Regions from separate parts of the Homo sapiens genome. Here region 1 is linked to region 2. A link is a loop called in an ENCODE intact Hi-C map of the cell type or tissue named here. Cell type or tissue: Caco-2. All regions are shown on one strand.

Region 1 (2,500 bases), 78 kb after region 2:
TTTATCACCTAGCTAATCTGATTATTTAATATGCATCATTGGGGTAATAGAAGAGGTCATGGTAGAAAATAAATGAGAAAGTAAAATATAGAGACAGTTGTATTATGCCCATGATAGCTAAAGAAATAGAAATGGAATTCTTTCCTACCCAAATACCCTTATGTAAACAAACAGGCAATCTTTTTAAGCTTTTAAAAAAAACAGTTGGTGAAGATGATTTAACTAGAGTGAGATTAAATAACCACAGCAAATTAAAATGTGAGCTATCATCAATTTTTTTTCAGGGGCCCAAATGCAGCAAATTAAATGAAGTTTAGAAACATTCTTCTCAAAAACATGGGCTTCTTCTTTCGAAAACTCATTCCTTGCTGGAGTGGCTACTTCATTTGCTCTGTTTATTGTCATTACACTATCAGCAAGTTGGACCAAAGGCACTTACAAACATGTGTGATTGTTTGGGTTAAACTGCAGCTGCTCGTGAGGCTGTTCATACTGACCCCATCTGGAAGGCTGGCTACCGAAGCAGCCCTCTTTCCCTGACTATTCTACTTTCAAAGACTCTTCTCCTTTCAAAGACGATGTACACTTATCTTTTGCACCTGAGCTTGCTGAGAAGGCCATGGAGACACTGCTTTTCTGCAACCTACCTCCTTGGAGCTGTTCCCAGCTTATTCTTCTTGCCTGATTAAAGCTTAAAGCAAACTCAGAACTGGGCTCCAAATGTTGCTTTCCTATTTCCTTTGCAACTCTGTAAACTGGGTTTCTGTCTTTAAAACCCGTAAGTTCTTCCCTTCTTCTTCCTCCACTAGGATCTGATAATCAGTAGGAAAAGGAGGAGAGAGAGGAGTGGGGGACGAGGTGGGGGAAACAAACTGTGCCTGAAAAACAAAGTTGTTACTCTTGAGGCAGAAGGCTTGCTTCCAAAAGCAGTGACTCACTGCACTGAGGGACATTGTCTTGCCTAATAAGTAAAGGCATGTGGCCAAATACACACCTGCCCACAGGTAAGGAATTTAATTCTTCCCAGGACTGCAGATACCATGAGCTTTACATGCAAACATACAGCTTTGCTTCTGCATATTTGCATGGCAATGATTTCTAGATTTCCATTCCACTCCACCTCTCGGCTGTCATTTCACAAAACAAGTGAGGAAATGGCCATGTGCTTAGGAAACTCAGAAGCTGATGGTTAAAAAAATCAACTGCGCCACAGCCTCCTCTCTGAAAACTTATAATTTTTATTGGGAAATTCTGATCAACTTCGTTATGTTGTATCTTTAGTTTCTCTTATTTAAAAAATGCCTGAAATATGTGTACTCTGATTTTTTGAGGTGTTTTAATGTATCAAAAGGGGCATTTGGTTGTAATTATCAATGTTATTTCAGTTTTAATTTAAAGGACCTTATCGCAACTTTATTCGTTATGTACTATAAACGCTATCTCCACCTCTGCCATTTAATGGAGAATTTTTGATTGATGACTCTCAGATCTCTATCTCCATCCCAGATCACTTTCCTCAGACTCATATGTACCAACAAGAGATGTAGTACAGTGATTAAATGAAAAATTTTGAAAGGCAGACTACTTATGAAGCCCAGCTCCTCCATTGACTGCTTATGAAGCCCAGCTCCTCCATTGACTGCTTATGAAGCCCAGCTCCTCCATTTACTATGTGACTTTGGATAAATTACTTAATCTCTCTGCCTCAGTTTCTAAATCTATAAAATAGGAATAATACGATATTGTATTAATTCTAAGAGGGACGTTTTAACATCTTTGAATCAAGATGTGTCTTACAATGGATGGTACCTTAGATTTGATGAAATAAACTAACAATAGCTGTTAGGGTGGCTGTGGGAATTAAATTGATCAAAATATACAATTTATGACAATATTTGGTGTATACTGAGCTTTCAATAAATGTTAGCCAGTATTATTGCATTAATGGGCATATCATTTTCAATTTTCAGGCATCTCAAACTCATCTTTCCTTCAAAGATGATTCCCCTATATTCCTTATTTTGTTTAATGTTAGTCACACAAGTCAGAAACATAAAAATCATCCCTGGCCATTCCTCTCCTTAAGCCTCCACATTCAATCACTTAACAAGCTCTCTTAATTTTACAGTCTAAACATCTCCCATCTTTCCTCTTCTTGCCATGCCCACTGCCACTGCAGTCATCATCTCTGACCTGGAACACGGCAGCCTGCCGTTCAAACTCCACTTGGCCTTTAGAGTCATCTTCCTGACATGGGAATCACATTCTAACTCTCCCTGTCTCCAACTTTTCAGTGCCTCCCCAGAACCACCAGGATGAAGTTCACTTCTTGCTGGGGCACCAGAGTCTTGGGTTGTGAGGCTTCCAGACCTTGATTGGCCTCACCCTGGGCCACAAGCCTTCCTCGCCTGATGCTCCATCCTCACATGTCACTTGCCACTCCCTGAACACTCATGAAGGCTGATGTCTCTGGGCTCTTCCCTCTGCCTAAAGTGGTCAT
Region 2 (2,500 bases):
TGGCAGTGAATCAACCACAACCCACATGAGGAATATTATATATTTCCCACCTGCACTGTCAGTTGGGGAGCCTCCCTAAGCAGGGATAGGCTATTAAAAGACTCCCCTCCCTCCCCACTAGCTGGATAACCCCCAGAAAGACTTCTCCTCCCTCTTAAGAATATTATAACTTTTTTTTTTTTTTTGAGACTGAGTCTGTCTCTGTCACCCAGGCTGGAGTGCAATGGCACAATCTTGGCTCACTGCAACCTCTGCCTCCTGGGTTCAACCGATTCTCCTGCCTCAGCCTCCTGAGTAGCTGGGATTACAGGCATGCACCACCATGCCCAGCTAATTTTTGTATTTTTAGTAGAGACAGGGTTTCACCATGTTGGTCAGGCTGGTCTCGAACTCCTGACCTCATGATACACCCACCTCGGCTTCCCAAAGTGCTGGGATTACAGGCATGAGCCACTGTGCCCGGCCTATAACTTTTATTGATTTACGATGCATCATTCCTTCATCAGAATCTCCTGGGATGTCTTTAAAAGGCAGATTCCTGGGCCCCATTCTCAAGCTACCTAATCAGACTCTAGAATTGTGACCCTTGCAATTACCTTTTTAACAAGCTTCTCAGGTGGTCCTTCTGCACGCTAATATTTGGGGAACATTGACATGGAGGAAAGGGATAACTATAGATCCAGCCATCAAATTACTCAGGTTAATTTCCTACCTACTGCGATTTACTCAGAGACCAGAGAGGAAGGTAAAAATGTTGAAGCTGGGGCGGGGTCAGGGGGTGGTTCTTTTCTTTTTTGTTTCTTTTAACATCTAAATAGCTCTCTGCTTTCTAAAATGTTCTCTTGACCTTGAAAACTTTTTGCTCTCACAATGTCTTAGGGCTGGAAGGGCTCTTAAATATCATCTAATTCAATCCTTTGTTTTATGAGAAAGAAAGGGTGCAACTTTCCCAAAGTTACCAACCTGGTGTCACCATATATCGCAGGGTTAATAGCTATCTACTCTTCTTTTAAAAGATAAAAATGTTTGCACTGGTGGCTCCGTGAAGATCATAGCCCTACACTGGCCAGCATTTGTGCATACACAGCTTTGCCTATTAAAAAAAATCCATTAAAAACAATTCATCTTCCTGTTCTCTGAAATTTAAAAACATATCCCACTTCACAAATTAGAGGAACGGTCTCTAGTCAATGAAAACTTCACACAAGAGGGCAGATTTTAAATTATAACTGAACACAAAAAGAGGGTTATATGCTGGCTGTAACAGATTTGGAAATGATTTACTTTGAGACACATGAGACTGTAGGGCAAAAGCGCCTTGCATAAAGGTAAATGATTGTCAGAGCCAGGGACCTGCTAAGTCACAGTCCTACACAGGTGATACATTGTCCCAGCTAACTGACTCCTCGATGGGTGCAGAAAGTCAGCATGGAACATTATCTGCAAATTCAGAAGAATCAATTCAATGAGCAATGGAAACTGAGAACACCGTATCATTAGAATAATCCCTTTTACAGTCATAGCTTTGGAATTCACAAATGTACATTTACAGATACATGAAGCATTCTACTTGTTTACTTAACCTGGCTTCCTGCTATTATTGCTCTCATTTTTATTATGAAGTGTTTTTACGTTTCTGAAGCTTGATTCATTAAATAATTGCCATCCTCCTATCTGGGTCATTGGTCATATTTATCGCAAAAGAAAACTACAAATCATTATTCAAGAGCAAATTCCACATATTTTCCACGTCCTAAACTTTTCAACCTCTCTTCTTTTGCACTGAGGGGGATTCGTTCCAAGGAACAGCACATTCCCCAGAGGTAATCTGACCGGAGCAGGAGGGGAACAGGGTTGGTCCTCTACAGAGAAGTTCACAGTGTTTTTGCCATTTGCTGTCCTTCGTGTTAGGCTTTGTTTTCTAAACATCATTAAGAGGTTTTAAAAATAAACCTGTGGTGGAACTGGTTAAAAATCACCTTAATTCCTAAAGCGTGGGGAAAATTTACACACACACACACACACACACACACACAGAAACACACCTCTTCCTTTTCCTCTTCTTCACAGAATAAGCAGGTCATTGTTTTTGACTATTCATTTCACTGTAGAAGAAAACATAAATAAAATATAACGGGGTGAATGGATCACATCATTAACTTAAACTCCCCCATACTTGGGAAGAATATACAGTTCACAAAGTAATGAGGTGCCTGGAGTTTGTGCGTCGGAAGTGTTCCTGTTTATAACTTATGTACACAGCATTCTCCTTGGCTCTTTCTGTTTTGTTTTTTCCTTCTATTCTTTTTTTCCACTGCAGTCATGGTAGAGCCTAGATTCACTTTTTGTAATTGTGTTTCCTGAATTGCTAAGTAAGCTATTTTTAAAAACTCATATAAAATAAACAATTTCAAGAGTCTTAAAAGTCAAGGGCTATTTGATGTCCCTAAACGAATGGGAAGAAAAGACTCTTTCACCTTCTAAAATAATATTTTCCTAG

Evidence for each region. Peaks named below come from ENCODE experiments on the same cell type or tissue, not always from the same donor. Only the 100,000 strongest peaks of a DNase experiment are listed, where the experiment ranks them.
Region 1: it touches region 2 in a loop (5-fold over the local background); 4 of 110 quality-filtered maps call a loop at or near these places.

Annotation. Positions count from the first base shown.
Region 1 is chr13:73,247,354-73,249,853 of GRCh38, reverse strand. No RefSeq gene overlaps it. Among named protein-coding and RNA genes, the nearest start is that of KLF5, 190 kb to the right of the region's middle. In Caco-2, no CTCF peak of the experiment used is centred here; a DNase peak (open chromatin) is centred at 983.
Region 2 is chr13:73,324,910-73,327,409 of GRCh38, reverse strand. No RefSeq gene overlaps it. Among named protein-coding and RNA genes, the nearest start is that of LINC00392, 240 kb to the left of the region's middle. In Caco-2, no CTCF peak of the experiment used is centred here; DNase peaks (open chromatin) are centred at 501, 1,049 and 1,369.